2 separate regions of the Homo sapiens genome follow, and region 2 is linked to region 1. A link is a loop called in an ENCODE intact Hi-C map of the cell type or tissue named here. Cell type or tissue: dorsolateral prefrontal cortex. All regions are shown on one strand. Each heading gives the region's core, and the rest is flanking DNA. Links, peaks and the distances in the headings are about the cores only.

The links. Peaks named below come from ENCODE experiments on the same cell type or tissue, not always from the same donor. Only the 100,000 strongest peaks of a DNase experiment are listed, where the experiment ranks them.
Region 2: a loop joins it to region 1, with 5 times the contacts of the local background. A loop is called at or near these places in 105 of 110 quality-filtered maps.

The regions. Positions count from the first base shown.
Region 1 is chr10:103,593,332-103,604,318 of GRCh38, forward strand. It overlaps SH3PXD2A (SH3 and PX domains 2A), which reads right to left. Exons shown (of 15, transcript NM_001394015.1): 15 at 696-10,458. The coding sequence ends at 8,485. Among named protein-coding and RNA genes, the nearest start is that of NEURL1-AS1, 81 kb to the left of the region's middle. RefSeq lists an enhancer at 5,521-5,815. In dorsolateral prefrontal cortex, for the core only: a CTCF peak has its summit at 5,638 (motif pointing right); DNase peaks (open chromatin) are centred at 5,640 and 6,085; H3K27ac peaks cover 4,946 bases.
Region 2 is chr10:103,681,868-103,692,854 of GRCh38, forward strand. All of the region lies in intron 6 of SH3PXD2A (SH3 and PX domains 2A), which reads right to left. Among named protein-coding and RNA genes, the nearest start is that of SH3PXD2A-AS1, 59 kb to the right of the region's middle. RefSeq lists enhancers at 114-894, 2,054-2,123, 4,754-4,803, 10,027-10,086, 10,327-10,987 and a silencer at 10,447-10,606. In dorsolateral prefrontal cortex, for the core only: CTCF peaks have their summits at 4,486 (motif pointing left), 4,701 and 8,668; DNase peaks (open chromatin) are centred at 4,474 and 8,634; H3K4me3 peaks cover 1,622 bases; H3K27ac peaks cover 4,838 bases.

The sequences.
Region 1 (10,987 bases), core at 1,633-9,632:
GGCTACCCAGCCTCTGCATGGCCTTGCACAGCCATGGCCTGTTCCTTGCATCAGGGTTACCTGGTCCTGCTTACTGGGGTCCAGCAAAAGCAGGAGAGGGTCGGGGGGCCATGCTAAGGAGCCAGCTAGGCCTGCTGGATGTGGGTCCTTGGCCCCAAGATCTGCATCTTTCAAAGCCTTGGCCACTGCCCAGAAAGCCTCCCAAAAGTGGGGAAGAGGCTGGAGGAGCTTGACCACAGCTCTCACCAAGAGTGAGAGCTGGCTCATGTCTGTAATCCCAGACTTTGGGAGGCTGAGGCAGGAGGATTGCTTGAGCCCAGGAGCTTGAGACCAGCCTTGGCAACATAGCAAGAACCTGTCTCTACAAATAATAGAAAAATCATCTGGGCATGGTGGTGCGCCTGTAGTCCCAACTACTCAGGAGGCTGAGGTGGGAGGATCGCTTGAGTAAGGGAGGTCGAGGTTGCAGTGACCTATGATCATGCTACTGCACTCCAGCCTGGGTGACAGGGTGAGACCCTGTTAAAAAAAAAAAAAAAAGCGAGAGCTTACCTACCTGCCCCCACCCTCCAGTGTCCTTTCTTTCAGAGGGCCCTGGGATCCTGAAGTCCACTTTGCAATTTGGGATAATGGGACATTGGCTGTTCAGCTGGATGGGTGTTTTTGGTGACAGGGAGAATTAAGAGGTGATTCCGTTCGGTTAAAAAGGCCCAAAACTTTATTTAGTTTTCAGGGAAATATAAGATGCATGTAAACATAAAATACAAAACAAAACCCAAATCTTACAGTCTAGAAGCATGCCAAGACAGAGCATTTTCTGCAGACCAAAGAGTCCCGTCAAAGTGATAAAGGACACCTGGAAAGTGGCAGGCCAAGGGGCTGGTCCCTTCCCCAAGGGCACTGCATTTTTGTGATGAGATTAAAAACAAACCAACTCCACTATTAAAAATGCTAGAAACATGGAGATAGTTTAGCACCACCATTGATTCTGGAAATATTTCAGCACTCAAATCGACTGCACTGAGTTTAATGTCCTTTCTCCAGTTTCTCTGCTGAGGAGGAAAGAAGGAAAACCTGGAGGAAGGGCTCCTCCTGACCCCACAGAGCCCACTAAGAGCTGGGAGGGGAATTCCATGAGGAATTCTCCAAGGTTCTGGAGCTCCAGAGACATCCACCAGTCCCCACCCAGCCATGCAGTCCACATGCTCACGCTTCAGGGATTACTGAAGTCTGCCTTGCCCGGGAGTCACTTCCTGCAGACCTCTGAGTACCTGGTGGGGAAACCCATTTCCCATCCTGTGTCTTGGATTTAAAGAAAACCTGTTGCAGATAATGAGTTGTAAATTCAAGGAGGGTGGCTGTTTTGCTGTTCTTTCTCTGCAGTAAACTCTTATGGGGAGTGTGCCTTGGTTATAAGGCAACGCAAAATGGTAGGGTATATCCATGGATGAATGTTCATCACACCCAGTCTAATTCATACCAGGTGGCAGGCTCAGCAAACTGAACCACCACAGGTGTCAGAGATACTTGAGAATGACTGGTACCAACAAGACGACAAAGGAGGTTGCCTTCCTCCCAGATGTGCCCAATGGAGTCTGAACTCTGGTTCTAATTTGTGGAGGTGGGTCCCTACTGTATGACCCATTGTGGTCACTGCTCTTTGAGCCATACAACTTGAGAGACTGGCTTTGGATTGGACAGTCAAAGGGAAGTGGGCAAAACCAGCTGAGAACCCGGGAGCTGGATGCATATATTCTGGAATCAGGGCCTGCAAACTCAAAGATTGGTTTGTGGCTGGTGACTTCTCTCTGCTAAGTAAATCAATGACCATTCATTGAGAACTGATGGGGACCCAGCGTGTGGCCCAATGAGTGGCAGTTTTTTCCTAGCCAGTTTCTGTGGCCAAATTTGGAGGATTTTCCAACCTGCTATGGCTGGACCCTTGGGTGTTAAATCACTAAATTCCCTTTCTACCTGCTCTCTTCTTCCTGAAACACTCAGAGCTGACTTCTTCCTTCTTTCTAATCAACAAAGACAAAACTCCAAGCCCCTTTTCAGCCTTCACACAATTTTTCTTTCTAGAAGACATCCGCTTCTGGAAGCCTCCTTCCCTAATGAAGGGACAGTAGGCCCCAGCTACCCCAAACATGCACATGCTCTTCTCACCAACGTGCCTCTCACTTGCCTCTAACGTGCTCGAGCCATCCTTTTGTTCTAAATAATTCTTCCTCCCTCCCTCCCTTTTTTCTCTTTCACCTCTTGAGGCGCAGCCTATTGGCCAGGATGGAACTGGGAGCAAGGCGGGGACCTTCAGTGCAGGGGACCCCATTCTCTAAGGCCACTGAGTTCTAGGACTGGAGTAGGAGAGGGTGCTGTTGTCAAGGTTAAGTGCAAACTTGAGATTTTAAAAAGACAGGATTGGGGAAGGGGGATTGCATGCTAATCCCAACCTTATAGGCAGGCTGGGATCAAGACCTTGGAAGGTAGGGCTCTCCACCCAGTCTGTAAGCACCAGTGTGCCCACCTTATGGCCTGGGGACCCAGGTTTGCAGGAGGGAAGTTAACAGTGGGGCTGTTTTTCCCCAAAGCTGTGGGTCACTGATCCTGTCTTCTCACTGGCTCTGATCATGCAGCTTGGGAACCACAGAGACATGAGACTGCACCAAACAGGGCTGATGATTTAGCCAGAAACTCAGGAAGGTCTAGCACAGCCCTCCACACACTTCCCAGGAAGTGTTTGGTCTGGCCCTGCAGTTGGGACTAAACTTATATGCACCTGCAGGTCTTGTTGGGTGCACCGTGAGCAAGTTCTCACCCCAACCACCTGACCCACCCTCTGAAACAAGGACGAAAGGGCTGGCAGCTTTCATTATAAGGGGCTTCTCATACCCATGGCATGGCTGAGGGGTGGGAGTCAGCCTGCTCGATGACACGTCTGCAGGGGATGACCTAACTGAACCAACTCAGTGTTTCTATTCCCAGTGGCATCTCTTTTGCACATCTTCATTTTGGAGCCTGGGATGACTGCCTAGGCCACTTATGCTAGACCTGTTAATGCCAGTGTGAAATTTCCAACTAAATACTTAATAAAATAATTACAAAAAGAAAAAAAAATGACACATTGCACTCTCCAGCCAGAATGATGTGTGTGAATGACACACTTGCTGCCAGAAGCTGTGAGTCCCTTGGGACCTGCCCATTGCCAAGGACTTGTTCAATGGAGACAGCTTGCCTGGTATTTTTTTTTCTCTAACCCCATGTTATTTAGTTCAAGTGGGAAGTTACCAACACTTGCATACACAGACACACACACACACACACACACACACACACTCTCTCTCTCTCTCTCTCTCTCACAACACATGGCCCTCAAAAAAGTGAGGGAATCTTAATTATTTAGCAATGTGGACAGTTCTCTTCCCAGAGAGCTCTGCTTTGAGATTCTCAAAGACTAAATATCTAGATGGATATACGCCAAGGGAGAGACCCGCACAGGGCACAGTCCCATTCCAGGCACAGAGATCTGTGTCTGTGCAGAAATTCACCAAATAGGGGGTTGAAGTAGCAAGCATACAGTACTGGAGGTGGAGGGAACAAGCCACAGGGACGTCCCTGTCACCTTGAGGGGCAGAGCTCTGAGGCTCCAACCCAGAGGAAACTTCCCATTCTGTTGCTTTCTCTACCGGTGCTGAGGAAGGAGGCCAGATTGGTACCTGTTGTGGGAAGTTTTGTCTGCAGAGAAACTTGAATAGACCCCCCGACTCTTCCCGGAGCAGAATTTGTATGGACTCTCTGGGTGTGGAGCCCAGGCAGGGCTCACTTCTCAGGCTGAAGTCGCTGAGATGAATGGGCAGCCCAGGCTCAGCCCCAGGCCCTGCTGCAGGCTTGTGGGAATTGGTGTCTCACCAGGGTGTGCGCGGCTCAAGGTTCTCACATCCCCCAAAAAGATCTGGTGACTTCTAGGCTTCCTGCCTAGAAACTGAACTGAGGGCACCCAGTTTTAGAAAGATTCAAACATACACCAGAAGGATCACAGCCCAAATATCAGGACACTGGGGTGAGAGAGGGCTGCTGGGAGTCATTTTTAGGCCAGGTCTCTCTGAGCAGCTGGCTGCACCACAACAGAAATCAAAACAAGGAACAGCTCCCGAGGGCCTGCCTCTGCTCCAGGGACTGGGGCCTAGAGGTCAAGGGCCCCATGCCTGAATCCCTTTCTTCTGGGTGGATCTGGCAGGGACCCCTATCATCTTCCCAAAGAAGGGGGAGAGGAGAACGCCACAAGATCAAACTCCACCAACCCACCCACCTGTTCCACAGCTAGGATTCCTTCAGCACCCCGCTCCCTGCCTCTTGCTCTCTGAGCGCCACTGGTATTCCCTCCATTGTCCCCAATGAGCCCTGGCATCCATCTTGGTAATATTGCACTTTTCCTGTCTCTCAGATTGTTTCCATTTTTGATTGAGAATGCAAGGTATTTGGAGGGGTAGGGGAAGTGAGTAACCTTAAAGAAATAATATATTAGTTAAATACAATAACAGGAAAAATAGGGGTTATTTTATCTTTTTCCCCTTATTAAAAACAAGAACTACCAAACCAAGGTCTAAACTTAAATAGTCCTACACCTATTCTGCAAACACTAGTAATAGGAAAATAATGCCTGACTGGAATTCCCTTGTCTTTTTTCCTTAGATGATAAAAGTAGTAACATGCCTTGCTGAGGAAAGCAATGGATATAAATGCCTGTAAAATACGCTGCTCTAACATCTGAAAGTGATTAAAATGATTCTATATAATGCCTTCGTCAAGATGGAAAATCAAGGAGGAAGAAAGAGAAACCTTTGGGGCCAGGCTTAGGGTAGACGGGGCTGAGGCCTGGCAAGACAGCCCGTCTACAGTCATTGGACATAGGGGAAACCCACAGGGCATGGGGCACACCTGCTGCTCAGGGTTGCCCCTTTCCAGCTCTCTCTCACTGCCCCCAAAGTCCCATGGCCTGGTGAGAATAGTGAGGAGGAGAGGGGCAACACAGCCAGGTCTGCTGTCACAAAGAGGGATGAGGTGGGGGGAGATGACATTTTTTTCCCCTTGCAATAAAAGAAAAAGGTCTTGAAACGGAAAGGAAAACAAAGCACCAAATGCTGCATCTTCGGGCATTATATGAACCTCAATAATGACCTCAGAAGGGCTCATTATGGTTAAAGTTGCAGTATACAGCAATACAGTGTCGTTTCACATTTTCAGTCGCAACTCATGGGAAACTAGGTTTGGACACTGCGGAGATTTTGTTTTTCTTTTTCCTTTTTTAGTCCGATCTGGTTTTCCTCCAGATGGGTCAGAGCCCTAGGCCCCCTCCCTCCTCTGCCTGCTGCCGGCAGTATCCTTCAGCATCACAAAGCAGCTCAGTAGCTCAAGGGAAAGGCCCTCTCGCCCTGGCTAGGGCTAGGAGGCCAGGCGCACAAGGCCTGGTACCCCCTGGCCATGTCGGAGAAGGACTGGCATGCACCCTTCTTGCTTCAAGTATTAATATTCTCTTTGGGTTTGCAGGGTTTGTGCTGTGAGTTAGGGGGTGAGGGGGCGAGGTGCGAAGACTGGGGCATGGCAATCCCTGTTCACTGCCCAAATCTACATGCTGTCACCAGATGGCAGCATTCCCCACTTTTCCTGGATGCCTGAGCAACTCCCAGCCATCCTTGGGGCTGGATGTCACAATGTAAACATGACCACACAATAAACTATAATGGCAGTGAGGAGGAGCACGGGATTAATGTAGTGGGGAGATCTGTCATTAACTAGCTGTGGGATTTTGGAAAAGTTGTTTCCTGTCCTTGGGCCGCAGTAACAGGAAGGGATGGGATAGAGACCTCTGAGGTCTCTTTCAGTCCTGCATTTTAATGACTCTATTACTTACAGCACTGGGGGTCAAGGAGAGGGGGTCCTTGGGGGGGGCTGGGAGAATGTGGGGGGCAGTGCAGGTGGTGGGGAAGGGCAGGAAAGGCAGGCTCTCGGGAGCACTGTGGTCCAGTCCAACTGAGATGCTCTGTGCTTGGCAGACATGCTCTGCACTCCCTCCTGGCCTGGCTGGCGCACTAGTGACTGAACTGGCTCAGTGCAGACATCTGAGGAGCGAGGCTGCAGGGCCCTCCCCCTGGAAGATAGCTACATTGAAGGTTCTTTACCTGACAGTCACTCTACTTTTAAATTTTATTTTAAATAGTCATAAATTACTTTTTTTCTCTTAATAAATATGTGCTGTTTAAAAATGAGAAAAGTATATACTGCATCTTTAAGTAATGCACTTTGCTCTCTGGGTTTTTTCCATTCTACCTTATTTAAAGTGCATTAATTAAAAAATAATGAACCACTTCTTTATCATTATTGTTCAAATAAGTACAAATAATATTAACATGAAGACACTAAACCACTACCATTAGTACTGCAATCTAGCAGATTAACTCAACATCCTGCTCTATTTAATACTGTCCAGCAGAAGAAAATAACTAATTTCAATTTTAAACAAACTCACAAAACAAAAGGAAACAAAACAATCTCACCACAGGCCTTCGACAAAGAACACGAGCCATTTGCTCTAGCTGCCAGGCATCAGTGTATGGCGAGGGACAGGGGCTTAGGGTTGCCCAGGCAAGGCCTCTGGGATGGGGTGTGGTGGGGTAGGGTAGGGGTGGGGGTGGGTTTTGAAGGCACTGAGACACTGGGTCCCATGCTGCCCTGCCTGGGTGGGGAGCAGGGTGAGGGAGGGCCTTTCCTCCTCTATAGAAAACACCAACCCCCAGTCCAGGGACCCTGGCAGCTGAATCGGTGGCTGTGAGGCCCAATCTGTCCGAAATCAAAGGCACGTGTGGAAATCCACTCCCAGCGAAGGGGGAGTCCTTGGGGGAAGCCGGCTGGGCTTCTGGAGGGTCCCCTCTGAAATGTCAACAATTGAAAAACACAACCCAAAGGTGACAGAGGACCTACAGGGAACTTTATTCTCTCGCTTCTGTCTTCACTGGGGCACTGACCCTCGGGAAGACCAGGTTGGCTCCTGGCACAGGGATCCTCCATCTTCTTGGGCACCTGTGGCATTGCCAGCAGGCCAGAGGGGGTGGCTGGCGGTGTTGGCTCCAGTCTGACCCAAGGGGCCAGCCGGGTCCCCCCTCTGCCCATAGTGGGGACAATGGCTGCTTCTCCATGCTTCATACGTAAGGCTTCCAGCCCTGCCCAGCTGGGGAACACACGCAGAATGGCGGTCACCCAGCAGGCTGGGAGCTGCCTTCTCTCCAAAAGTCTGGCTCCTGAACACCCTCCTCCTTCCTGGGGAGGGTTTTTGCCCCTCTGAGGTTGTGCAGGAACCAGAAGAACAGTTTCTCTGCTTCACCATGTCTGCAACCTGGGGCTTGCCTAGCCCCAAATTTTTCTGGCAGGCGCCAAGCTCCAGCACAGTCCACACAGTGGAAACCAAATGAAACGACTTTGGCTTGTGGAGGGGGAAGAATGTGAAACAAAAACAAAAGCAAAATCACCCGCCCACAAGATACAACAGAAACCCCATCCACTACCCATCCCCTTCCCATGTGAGGCCGACCACCCAGGCCCCCAAACAACCCCTAAAATAAGACGCAAACCAAAGGCCTGACATATAAGCCCCAAATCAACAAACCTCTCCCGAAACATGCAAAGGAACTGCCCGCCCAGAAATACCCAAAATAGTCTGTGCAGATTAGGAAGAGACCGGTGGCTTCGCCCACCCTCTCTGTAAACTCTGGTACTGTGTCCTCCATGGGGTGCCCCACGGAGAGCGGGCTCTCTTCTCAAGGCCAAGACAGTGACAGTTATGAAAGATGGTCTTTGCTGGCACCTGGGAACTGCTTTTTCTTCAACTAACAGTGACAATGGCCTGGCCCAGAAGCAGGCTTGAGCTCAGAAGACACCCCCAAGCCTGAAAGCCAGTGGTGGCTTCTAATGTACCCACCTGTGGTAGGCGTGGCAATGCCCAGGAAACCAGCACAATTCACAAATACAGCTTAGGACAATACCAGGGATACCTGGGGTGGCAAGATGCCAGCAATCAAAACTGGGCCAAGCAGGGGCAGGACACTGGAGGCCCCCATGACCTTGTCTTTTCCAGATCTGTAGCAAAGGCACAACTGGGGTCTCCCACATGGCCTGTCCCAGATGGCATGTAATCCATTGGTGAAGTCCCTATGGTGCACAGGATATCTCAGCTTTCTTGGCTCTGGGTCCCAGGCCTGGGACTCCCTGGTCCATTCCCTTCCTCACTCAGTGTGGGCACCCCCATCCCCTACCTTCCAGCTGTGGGATGGCTTGGACAGGGGGCATCTTTGAGGTCACCCATTCTGCAGTGTTGAATGTTGTCCACCCCCCACCCCCCACCCCCATTTTTTCCTTTCCCTTTTGTTCGTCTCACCGCTCATCCAGTGGGCGGCCAGAGAGGCACACTGAGGCTGGAAGAGCCCAGGCCCTCTGCTAGTTCTTTTTCTCAAGGTAGTTGGAAGGCACCCAGCCTTTGAAGGGCTTCACACCATCCAGGATCTGGCAGTACCACCAGCCATTAGGGTTCCTCTCCAGAACCTCCATGGACACCCCCTCCTGGAAGCCTGCTGTCTCCTCATCCCCCTCGTAGTCTGCGATAGAGACGTACACATCTTTGAGGTTATTGTGGATGAACTGAGACTTCTCGATGGGCTTGGGGCGCACAGGGGACACGGGTATGCTGTTGCGCTGGGCGGGCAGTAGGGGTGAGTCTGAACCCTGGCTGGCAGCCCGTTCGGCCAGGCGGCCCTTGGCCTCGGCGGCAGCGGAGCGAGCAGTGCTAAAGGAGGAGTTCCGTCGGACGCCTCGGAGGCCATCAGTGGCCGTGAGTGACTCATTCCTCCGCAGGGCGCAGGACAGGTTGTTGTCCTTGGGTGGCGGGGACACAAACACCGACTGGGGCCTGACCGCCACCTGCCGCACTCCGTTCCTCATCTTCACCGCTGGAGTGCCTGAGGTCTTGCCGAAGCCCCCGGGAGGTTTGGAGGGGATGGGGGGCGTGGCCTTCTTGCTCTGGTTGACGGTGTTCAGTGCTTGGACGCGCCTCTCGATCTTCTCCAGGCTGTCTGATTTGCCTTCGTTCTGCCTGCCCTTGGCGGGCACTGTGTCCAGCTCTTTGCCAGAGGGGTCAGGTTGCTCGTTCTCATCCAGCACCAAATAGTGGGAAGGGGCCCAGCCCTCCAGCTCCCCAAACCTCACATACCACCACCCGCTCTCCTGCTTCTCCAGCACCTGCACCTCCACGCCCGCGGGGAAGCTGATCTCCGAGTCCTGGACCTTCTGGTAGGCGCTGCATGTCATGTACGAGGTGGCTGGCCCTTCCCATTCCTTCTTGGTGGGACATGGGGGAGTGGTGGCTGGGAGGGTGATGAGGTCGGATGAGCTTCTCCTAGACCCCTCACTGGGAGCCTCGGAGGCCGTCTGCGGGGGCAGCTCCGAATCCTCACTCTTGGAGCCCTTGAGCCCTCCACGGAGCTGGCCTGTGGGTCTCAGCTGGCGCCGTAAAGTGCTGATGTCCATCTTCTCTTGGCTCTGCGACTCTGCTCGGTTTAGGAATGGCTTGGGCCGGACCGATGGCTTGGCCCGGGGACAGGAGGTCAGCCCAGCGTTCGCATCAGCATCCTTCTTTGCCCTGACCTTGGGAGTGCCGCGGATGCCTGCGTCCGAAGCAGAGCGGGGCTTCAGGTCGCCACTGGTTTTGGACAAGGAAGAGGAGGAGGAGGAAGAGGAGGAGCAGCAAGTGGTGTTGATGGTGATGGATGAGGAAAAGGAGGCTGAGGAGTGGTTCTTCCCCATTTCTGCCTGGGCATTCTTCTCTGCCTTGAGCTTTAGGAGTGATGATGACTTGGGGGAGCCTGATTTGGGGGAGTTTTTCCTGGTCAGGGACAGCGAGGAGCTGCCTGGGGAGTCGCTGTCCCCGGAGGAGCCTCTGGCTGACAGGGTGTCCTCTGCATATGGCCGGAAGCCCTCATTCTCATAGATGGTCTCCTCTTCCAGGGCCACATCCTCTGAAGACTCACCCACCTTGAAGCGGGCCCGCTGCAGAGAAGAGGCCGGCGAGGGCCGGTGGGGCTGGGCAGGCCGCCTCTCCCCTGAGGCTCTGTCCTCCACGGGCTCCTCGCTCAGCTCAGGCTCTGAGTCAAAGCCGAATGCAGGGATGTCATACTCAGGCTCCTCATACTTGAGCTTCCGCGGGGAGTCCTGGCTCTCACTGGCCCCCGTAGGGCCCTCCTCGGCCTCCTTGGGCTTGCTGGGGGGTGCTGGCGGGGGCACCTTGGGCCGGGTCAGCGTGCTTGTGCGGCGGCTCAGGTTGGGCTTCTTGCGCTTATCGATGTATGATGCGGGGGCCCAGCCCTCCTTCTCACCGATCTGCACGTACCACCAGCCACCTGAGTTCTTATCAATGACCTGGGGTACGAGTGCAGACAAGCCAGTGAGTTGGGAGGATCTGGAACCCTATGACATCCCAAGGTAGGAGTATCATACTTTGGCTCTGGGATAAATTATCTCCATTTTACAGATAATAAACCGAGCCACTGAGTAAGTGGCCCAAAACCCAATATAGTAAATAATGCACCAGAATTCAAACCTAGGTCTCTATCATCTCATGGTTGGTGGGTTCCCACTTGCCAAGTTCCCTCCCTGATCCTCCATGTCTGTGTTAACAGCCGGGTTGAGCTGGCCCACTCTGCCTCCCCCTAAACTGCACTGTTCCCAGTCCCTACAATCCTGCCAGTAGACTAAGGACACGTATGAAGAAAACACTGCCCTTCTGCTGCCCCTTCCCTCCTCGTACCCTCGATGTTGCTAGGTCCTCCCTTTGAGTTCCTTGAAAGGGTCTCTAGGGTCAGAAGAGTATGGGAAGATGCAGATGAAGTGACCTGGGAGGTACAGGCCCGAGGCCAGAGCCTCTCTGCAGAGCCTTTCCCCAGGATCC
Region 2 (10,987 bases), core at 1,064-9,063, 88 kb after region 1:
GGGAGTTTGAGACCAGCCTGGGCAATATGGTGAAACCCTGTCTCTTAAGAAAATGAAAAAATGCAGATACCTGGGCGTCACTCCAGACACGCTGATTCAGTAGGTCTGGGCAGGCCCTGGGAATCTGTATTTCAATGAGCAGACTCAAGATTCTGCAGTTCACTTTTGCCCATGCAGTTCCCTTTTGGACCAACTTCCTATTTTCCTAGCAGGAGAAACTGGGTGATAGGAGTGAGGGGGCAGAGGCAGCTGTGCAAGCAGGGCTGAGGGAATTGAGGCTTCCAACTAGCTGCCTCCTTCTGGGGATTCCAGGATCCGGGGAGCGCTTGCCACGCCCCTGCCCCCTCCCCGCTCCGCCTTGCTCTGTGTGTCCAGGCCAATTGGGCAGTGGGGCTCAGCCACCTCGAGCCAGGGAGCGTGGCGCAGACACACACGTGAGCAGCACTCACTTTCTCCATCGCATCACCGCCACGTGGGCTGGCCGCAGAGTTGCCAAATCAATCAGGCTCCTTTCATTTCCAATTAGATGGCTTTGAACTCCAAGGGTAAAATCAGGCTGAGGACCCAGAGCCATGCAAATAAAAACTGTTTAAAAACACCAGCCCAGAGGCTGGCTGCGGTGGCTCATGCCTGTAATCGCAGCACTTTGAGAGGCCGAAGAGGGTGGATCACAAGGTCAGGAGTTCAAGACCAGCTTGGCCAACATGGTGAAATCCCATCTCTACTAAAAATACAAAAAATTAGCCAGGCATGGTGGCATGCATCTGTAATCCCAGCTATTCAGGAGGCGGAGGCAGGAGAATTGCTTGAACCTGGGAGGCAGAGGTTGCAGTGAGCCGAGATCGTGCCATTGCACTCCGGCCTGGGCAACAGAGCCAGATTCCGTCTCAAAAAAAAAAAAAACAAAACAAACCACGAGCCTGGGTAAGATGTGCCAGAAGCTGACGCCTTCAAAAGACACGCTCACTTTTGAAATGGGCCATTGGAGGGTGGCAGGAAGATCTTTGCCACATTCTCTAAGTAGCCTGGGCCTTTCTCACTGAGGATGGGTAGCTCAGGAGGACAAGAACGCCTCGGAAATTGCTTTAAAAGGTCTTGCTTATGATACACTCTCCATGACTTCCTTTCCAGACTCATCTCCTGCTCTACCCTCGCTCCTGCCGGGATGATGGGCCCCTCTCCTTCCCTCAGACTTTTCAAGCTCATGCCAGGCCAGGTGTGGTGGCTCACGTCTGTAATCCCAACACTTTAGGAGGCTGAGGCAGGAGGATCACTTGAGGCCTGGAATTCAACACCAGCCTGGGCAACAAAGCGAGACCCTGTTTCTACCAAATAAATAAACAAATCAGTAATAAAAAATAAAGGCTAGAAATGGTGGCTCACACCTGTAATCCTAGCATTCTGGGAGGCTGAGGCGGGTGGACTGCCTGAGCTCAGGAGTTCAAGACGACCCTGGGCAACACAGAGAAACCCCATCTCTACTAAAATACAAAAAAATTAGCCAGGCATGGTGGCGGGTGCCTGTAGTCCCAGCTACTTGGGAGGCTGAGGCACGAGAGCTGAGAAGCGGAGGTTGCAGTAAATCGAGATTGGGCTACTGCACTCTAGCCTGGGTGACAGAGCAAGACTGTCTCCTACATAAATAAATAAGCCAGGCATGGTGGCACACCAGTGGTTCCACCTACTTGGGAGGATGAGGTGGGAAGATCGCTTGAGCCCAGGAATTTAAGGCCACAGTGAGCCCTGATCGCACCACTGCACTCCAGCCTGGGCCATTAAGTAAGACCCCATGTTAAAAATTAACACCAGAAAAACCCACAACAACAACAAAAAAGCAAAAACTCATTCCAGCTCCACATCCTTACTCATGCCTGGCTGTCCCTCCTGCAGGGTGCCCTACCCACACCCTTCAGCCCATCACAATCTCCTCTGTCCTTCAGGGCCATCTCCAGCCTCTCCCACAATGGCCAGCCACCCCTCCTTCCACCTTGCAGATCCCAAGCCATCCTGCCTAGTATTAATGAATCCCTGAAAAGGTCCCACCTTCTCAGTTGAGCTGTGCACTCCATGGGGCCAGGAGCCAACAAACTATTAAGAGAAGTGAAAGCCTCACAAAGCCTGCGCTCTGGAGGGAGGAGGCCTGCTGCCACTGCCTCGTCTCCCTCCATCTCCCTCTGCTGCTGGTTGGGCAGGGCAGGCCCAGGGAGGGCCAGAGAGCCCAGCTCTGCTAGTGCCCTGCTGAGGTATTTACCTTGCGGGGAAGGGAGGTACCAGAGACCTCACAGACCGGCTTCCTGTGCTTCAGGACAGCCCTCCTCACACTTCCACCTGACAGCCCTCCTCACACTTCCACCTGGTTCCAGGGCTTGGTGGGAGTGCTGACCAGCAGAAGACCAGGTTCTGCCCACCCCATACCCTGGGCAAGTGGCCATCCCTCTCTTAAAAGCTTCCTCTATAAAAGGAGGAGAATAGAGGAACTTTTTCAGGTAGACTAACCCTTTTTTTTTTTGAGACGGAATCTCACTCTGTCACCCAGGCTGGAGTGCAGTGGCACCATCTTGGCTCACTGCAAACTCCGCCCCCTGGGTTCAAGTGATTCTCCTGCCTCAGCCTCCCGAGTAGCTGGGATTACAGGTGCGGGCCACCACATCCGGCTAATTTTTCGTATTTTTAGTAGAGACGAGGTTTCATCATGTCGGTCTTGAACTCCTGATCTCAGGAGATCCAACTGCCTCGGTCTTCCAAAGTGCTAGGATTACAGGAGCGAGCCACCACGCCCGGCCATAGACTAACCCTTAATAGTGGCCAGAACTTATGGGCGGGTCTTGCTCTAAGCAAATTCACTTTATTAAAAACCAAACTCATAAAAAGGAAAATTAGGCTGTGTGCTGCGGTTCACACCTGTAATCCCAGCACTTTGGGAGGCCGAGGCAGGATAGTCACTTGATCCTAGGAGTTCAAGACCACCCTGGGCAACATAGCGAGACCCTGTCTCTACAAAAACTAACTGGACGTGGTGGTGCATGTCTGTAGTCCCAACTACTCAGAAGGCTGAGGTGAGAGGATTGCTTGAAGCCAGGAGGTCAAGTCTGCAGTGAGCTGTGGTTGTGCCACCACACTCCAGTCTGAACGACAGAGCCTGGGGCCCTGTCTCAAAAAAGCAAAAACAAAAACAAAAACAAAAAAAAGGCCAGTCATGGTGGTTCACACCTGTAATCCCAGCACTTTGGGAGGCCAAGGTGGGTGGATCACCTGGGGTCAGGAGTTCAAGACCAGCCTAGCCAACATGGTGAAATCCCATCTCTACTAAAAATACAAAAAATTAGCTGGGCATGGTGGCGGACGCCTATAATTCCATCTACTTGGGAGGCTGAGGCAGGAGAATCACTTGAACCCAGGAGGTGGAGGTTGCAGTGAGCTGAGATTGTGCCACTGCACTCCAGCCCAGGCAAACAGCAAAACTCTGTCTCAAAAAAAAAAAAAAAAAAAAAAAAAGAGAATCCTGTGTCTGGCTGACCTGGGGCAAGTTCCTTAACTTCCCTTTCCTGGTCTATAAAATGGGACAAGACCACCTACCCTGGTTGTTGCAGGGAGGCTCCTGGCAATGATGAGATAGTGGACACCCCACCTTCCCCCTGTCTGATTGAGGAGTCACTCCGGAGAAAGGGCAAAAGCTGAAACCAGCGCTCTCTCCTGTTTGAGACGAACCCCTCCGGTGCTGCCTCCTATTCATAGTAAAAGCTGCTTCACCCTTAGTGCTTCCTCTAGGCCAGGCACGGTGCTGGAGTTATCACTTCAGGAACTTTCACTCAATCCTCAACCCCATGAAAAAAACCTGATTATCCCTATTTTACAGGTGAAGAAATGAGCCATAGAGAAGGACTTGCCCAAGATCACACAGCAGGCAGAGCCGGGACATGAAACTAAGCATTCTGGCTCCAGAGTCCACGTTTTTAACTCAACGGAATACTCAGCAATGGCTGAGTCTACGCCCTGTCGTCCCCTCCTGGGTCTCACAGAATGGAAATAAATGTCTCAACTCAAAGACCAACTTCTCCCCTTCTTTCTTAATCTATCAATAATTAAAACGGCAATAACAAATGGCAGAGCTGGGGTTCAAACCCTGTCTTCCTGTTGCCAAAACCTAAACTGTCAACCCCAGGCAACACTGCTTCTCTGCAGTGAAACTACATTAATGCTGATCTCATGAACTCAGCTAATAATACAGTTTTATGATCACTGAGATAGAAGTGGGGCTGAGCTCACCACTTTTCCAAGGAGAAGAATAAAGTAAACAGGATTTCATGAGGAACATCAACACTTGCCTAAGAGAACAAGCTTGTAACAACACTCTTGAGCAACCTCATCTGCATGTAAACGAGCTGGAGCTTCCACAGGACTCCTGGGTTGGATGAACCCTCAGGCTCTCCTGACAACAGCCCCAGGGCCCTGACAATCCCGAGGCTCCGTGGCCACCTGTGCCCCCTAGTGGCGCATCTCAGAACTTCCCGGCTAGGTGCCCTGGCGAAATGCAGCTTTTTAGAGAACTGGGTGAGAGGCATGAGATCTTTGCAGGTCTCAAGAGAACCCCTTGCTCTGGGGAGTCTGCTCCAGCCCCACTGGGGCTCCTGGAGCAGTGCCCACCTTGGGGAAGCAACAACAGCTAACAACAACAGGCCCTTCCTACTGCCAGGCACAGCACAAAACCCCTCAAAGGGCATCACCTCCTTGAACCCTGTGCACTTTGGGGCAAGCCAGGTCGCTGCTACTATAACAACCCCATTTGACAGGTATGATGGTCAGGTGGTACACATCAACCTGGCTAAGCTACTGTCCCCAGTTATGCAATCACACACTAATTTAGGTGTTGCTGGGGAATTTTTTTTTTTTTTTTTTTTGAGACAGAGCCTCGCTCTGTTGCCCAAGCTGGAGTGCAATGGCATGATCTCGGCTCACTGCAACCTCCACCTCCTGGGTTCAAGATTCTCCCTGCCTCAGCCTCCTCAGTAGCTGGGATTACAAGCACCCGCCACCACGTCCAGCTAATTTTTTGTATTTTTAGTAGAGACGGGGTTTTGCCATGTTGGCCAGGCTGGTCTCAAACTCCTGACCTCAGGTGATCCACCTGCCTCGGTCTCCCAAAGTGCTGGGATTACAGGCATGAGCCACTGCGCCTGGTTGGGAATGTATTTTTATAGTTATTAAAGACCATGACCGGATGACTTTAAGTAAGGGAAATTATCTAAAACACTCTGGGTGGGCCTGAGTCAGTAGCTGAAAGGCCTTCAGCAGAGTGAAGGTTTCCCTGAAGACATTTCATCTGCGGACAGCAGCTCCAGCCTGGGCCTGGGGGTCCAGCCTGCCCCCTTTCATGACCTGCCATAGGATTTCAGACTTACCTAGCCAGCCCCCACAATTGTGTAAGCTAGTTCCTTACACTACATCGCTTAATATATACCTCCCACTCGTTCTGTTCCTTTAGTTGAACCCTGGCTGATACAACAGAACAGGTGAGATAATCTGTTCTCAGAGGCGAAGGGATTTGCCCAAGTCACATGACTGGCAAGTTGTCGGCCTAAGAGTGGGACCCCAGGCAACCTGATGCAGTTGTTTCCCAGCTCCCACACAAACTCTCCCTTGAGGCCCACATCCAATCATCAGAGTCTGTCCAACACCCGCAGTGCCTTGCCCCCTCCACTGCTGCCAGAGCCCACATCCTATCTCACCTGGCTAGCAGCCCCCTGCGACCTTGCACATCATAACCCATCCTGCCTAGTCAATCCCCATCATTCTATGATTGAAGCCAGATCATGTCCCTGCCTCTACTTAGAACCCCTCAGTGAATCTTCATCTCACTCGATGAAAGTCAAAATCCTTAGAATGTCCTGCAAGGCCCTACATGGTGCTGCTTCACCCTATTCCCTCCCCACTGCCAGCTACATCTCTGCTCTCACCTCTTTCCACTTTACCCTCCACTATTCTTCATCCCAGCCACAGGCCTCCCTACTGCATCATGAGCAGCCAGCACACACCGTCACCCCAGGGCCTTTGCACTTGCTGTGCCCTTGGCCTGGACTGCTCTTCCTCAGGTAACCATGTTGCTCCCTCACTTCCCTCCATCTAATAGTACATTCTTCTATATAGCTCATCACCCACAGCAGACTGCAAACTTCTCTAGGGTAGAAAGGCACGTTCCTATAGCCTCGACACCTTGCGCAGTGCTTGGCATAGTTGATGCTCAGTTAGGTCAGTCTCCCAACAAGCCACACTTAGTCCTATCCCTCTACCTTTGTGCATGTGCTCTCTCTGGATTACCAAAGCCTCCCGCTCTCTGCTCCCAAACCAGAAAAATGTCTCCTCTTTCCAGGCAATGATCCCCAATTTAAAGCCACAATGACCTTTCTTTCCTGAGCCTGCACAAGGTTCACTCATTCATGCATGCTTTCTTCCATCCACCCACCCATTCAAAAAGTACCAGTGGACCCTGGGGCTGGTGCAAGCCCTGCAGCCAAGGTCTTTGCTCTTGAGGTGGTGGGAGACAGAGAAGAAGCAAGCAAACACACAGGATCACTAGAGTGTGGGAAGCGATGAGGAGGGAAGAAGAGGAGTAATCTGCGGGGGAGGCTGGACAGTGCAGGATCAGGCAGCTTCGCTAAGAAGGTGACAGTTTTAAGCAGAAATCTTAAGGAGCCAGCCATGTGAAAGATCAGGGAAGAACATTACAGGCAAGAGGGAAGAGCAAGTACAAAGGCCACGTAGAAGAATGTGTTTGATGCGTTTAAGGAGCAGAAGGTGACTGGTGTGGCTGAGCAGTGTGATGGGCGGGGACAAGAGGGGTAAAGCCCAGGTCAGGAAGGCAGCCAGGGGCCAAGTCACACAAGCTCTGTGAGCCAGGGTAGGGAATTAGTTCTGGGTGGGATGGAGTCCCTGGGGGAATTTAAGCAGGAAAGTATGTTATTTTCTTTCTTTCTTTCCCTTCTTCCCTCCCTCCCTCCTTCCTTCCTATTTATTTATTTAGAGATAGGGTCTCTCTCTGTTGCCCAGGCTGTAGTGCAGTGGCACAATTATGCCTCACTGCAACCTCAAACTTCTGGGTTCAAGTGATCCTCCCACCTTAGCCACTTGAGTAGCTGGGACTACAGGCCTGCACCACTACATCCGGCTAATTTATTATTTTTATTTTTTTGGTAGAGAGAGGATCTTGCTTTGTTGCCCAGGCTGGTCTCGAACTCCTAGGCTCAAGTGATCTTCTTGCCTTGGCCTCCCAAAGTGTTGGGATTACAGGAGTGAGCCACTGCACCCAGCTGATCAATATTTTTTAAGAGCTCACTCTAGCTGTGGTGTGGAGAATGTCAGATAGAGGTCTAATAGAGAAGCAGTGAGACCAGGTAGGAAGGTGGGGTCTTCCTGGAGAGATGAAGGGGTTTCTAAGGCATGTGATGGTGGAGGTGGGGAGACAGTTGGTTCTGCAGCTCGAGTTGGCAGGTAAAAGACAAGAGTCAAGAATGACTTCTCAGCCAGGCACAGTAGCTCACGCCTGTCATCCCAGCACTTTGGGAGGCTGAGATGGGTGGATCACTTAAGGTCAGGAGTTCGAGACCAGCCTGGCCAAAATGGTGAAACCTTGTCTCTACTAAAACTGCAAAAATTAGCCAGGTGTGGTGGCAGGTGCCTGTAATCCCAGCTACTCGGGAGGCTGAGGCAAGAGAACCACTTGAACCCAGGAGGCGGAGGTTGCAGTGAGCTAAGGTCATGCCACTGCACTCCAGCCTGGGCAACAGGGGAGAATCTGTCTCAAAGAAACAAAAAACAAAAAACGAGTGACTTCTAGATGTTGGGCTTGAGCAATGGGGTGGATGGTGCCAGTTCCTGAGATGGGGAAGATGCTGGAAGGAGCAGGTTCAATAGAGGGAAGAAAGATGCAGATAAATTTGAGGCCAAACTGTCCTTCAGTTTTCAAGGTCACCAGCCTTGCTTCCTCCAGAAAGTTCCTGAGAACTTTCTTCTTCTGTTGACTCCACCATCCCTAAGCCTTGCCTCAAGTCTAAGCTCTATGCTCAGTAAGAGATTTACAGTGAACCCCAGAATGGCATCCATTTCCTCTGCGCAAATGTCCCTGGCTGGAGTGACCCTGGGAAGCTTCGTGAGGTTCATTATAGAGCAGAACAGAGCCCTAAACATGGACTCCAATCCTCAGTTTGCCAAGGACTGTGTGTGGGCAGTCACCCCATCGGAGCCTCAGCTTCTCATTTGCAAAATGGGAATCCCACCACCCATCATGTACTGTGGCTCTGATCAGCAAATGAGGAAACGTGAAAATGTCCTCGCACATAGTAGATGCTCATTCGATAACAGCATCTAGCACTTCCAGGGGAGCTTTCTAGGTGGCAGGCAGTGTTCTAAACATGCTTACATATATTAGTTTATCTAATCTTCGTTATAACCATATGAGGTGTGTATTAGTCAGTGTTCTCCAGAGAAACAGAACCAATGGGAGGTGCATAGAGAGCTTGAAGACAGAGGGAGATTTATTTTAGGAACTGGCTTATGTGATTGTGGAGGTTTGAGAGTCCAAAATGTGATGGGGGAGGCCGGCAGAGACTAAGGGAAGAGCTGCAGCTGAGTCCAAAGGCAGCTGCTGGCAGAACTCCTCCTTGCTGAGGGAGGGTGTGTGTGTGTCAGTCTTTGTTCCATTAAGAGGCCTTCAACCAATTGGATGAGGCTAGCCTGCATTATGGAGAGTAATCTGCTTTACTCAAAATCCACTGATTTATTTAAATATGAATCTCACCTAGAAAACACCTTTGCAGAAACATCTAGAATAATGCTTGACCAAATATCTGGGCACTGTGGCCCAGCCAAGTTGACACATAATAAACCATCACAAAATGGGTATGAATATTATCCCAAATGTACAGAAGAAGTAATGGGCACAGAGAGGCTAAGAAATCTACCCAAGGTCACAGAGGAGAGAAGCCAGACTCTCAACTCCAGCTGTCTGGCTTCAGAGCTGGCATTTTCAACCATGACACTAAGTGGCCATTATCATAAGCACACCAATATAAATTAAATTTCTCCATCCATCCTTTTCCTGGCGTGAGAGTGGAAGACAGAGAAACTGGGGGTTGGCTTTCCCTGGGGGAGGCAGCCTGGGTGTGGCCCTGCATTGCTTAGGAAGCAGCACAGAAGCTGAGCCCCAGAGATTGTGGCGGGGGACCTGAGAGGTTATTTGTTCCAGCTCTTGCCTTTATGGGGGTAACTGAGGCCCAGCATAGAGAAGGAATTTGCCCAAGGTCACATAGGGAGAAAAGTGGCAATGGAGGCAGGACTAGGTCCCAGGCCTTCAGAAAGTGCTACTGCTGCTGCTGCTGAGAACTGATACTTGTACAGTAGTTATTCGGTGCCAGGACTATTCCACATTAACATACTTAATCCTCTATGTGTGAGGCAGATAACATTAGCATTTTTGTTTTAAAGAAAATGAGGAAACTGAGGCACAGAGAAGTTATGAAACTTGCCTAAGGTCACACAGAGCCAGAATTTGAGCCCAGGTTCAACCAGGACACTATACGTCTGAGGCCCAGGGCAAGCTTCCTGTGTGGGCGGTGACAGAACACAACCCCCATTTTGCTGCGCCTTCCATTCTCCCACTTGAGACCTGCCTGGAGTGACAGTGGAGGAATGCTCTTCCCCAGGCTCACCCCACGGTTCACAGGAGGAAATGGCCTTCTGCACCAGTGGGTGTGCCTGCCTGAGACACCCCAGACCCAGGTGATAGGCAAGTGCACACACACCTCATCCCACAGCTAGACATGTCCCAAACTGGTACACAAATACACACAAACACAGACTCCAACCCATAACCAGATATATCTCAACCACACACACACCCCCAGCCTATGCACCCAAACAAGTAAACATACCCTCACAGCACACAGCTATCATGACTCACACATGTGCACAGAACCCCACAGCCACACACGCCCCCAACACATAAACCAGGACACAACTTTCCCTGTCCCAATAGGCACGTGAGCAAGCACTTGTACACACAGAAACATACATATCATACAATTACATCTACCCCACTCTACATCCATCCACCACACAGGGGCACTCCCCTCAACCTATCCACAGGCCAAGGCACTTGGGCACAGGAGCCATTCACAGGAGCCACGTGTTACCTCCTACATCCCCAAGGGCCAGATGTACCCCAAGGTACAGCCACCCTGTCAATATGGCCAATCCACGTGTCAGCACGGATCGCTGCAGCAGTCTGTCCCCGCCCCCACTTCAGCACACACACAGCCCTAACTCCTAGGGACCACTCTCCCCCAGTTAACTACAGCCCGCCCACATCCAGGCGTTTGCCATTTGGGGAGCCCAGCCTCCCACTTCCAGAGACAATCCTGCTCTACCCTCAGCCCACAGCTCCGAGGGCTGGCCCGCCTCTCTCCCTGCCTCCACCCCCTTCCAAACTCTGGGCGGGCCCTGGCACCTGTCAGGCCAATGCGGGGGGCGGGGAGGGGGTTGGGGGGGTCGGGTCGGCCCCCTCCCAAGTGCGTCTCAGCTGCCAAAACGCGGAGCCCCCACCTCCGCAGCAAGGACACGCTCAGAGTTGGGGCAGGGAAGAAGGTCTGTGGTGCAGGCGCTAAAAACTCAAGTCACTCAAGGATGACCCCTTTTCAGTCCCGGTTCTCAATTTCACCTTCTCGCAGGAAAGCCCCGCGTCTCTATTAACCCTTCCATCACCGCTGCACCGCGAGAGGGACCGGAGAAGTCTTAGCACTGCGCAGCAGCGGCCGCCGCAGCCCGGGGGTGAAGGACCCGGCTGCTCACCGTGCGGGGGCCTAGCCCCTTCACGAGCCACCCACGCACTCCCCATGCACCCACCCCCACACCCACTAGGGACAGCGAGGTAGCGGGAGCCCGAGCGAGTCGGTGGAAGGCGAACGAGGGTTCTAGGACCAAGGGTCTCAGGGGCCAT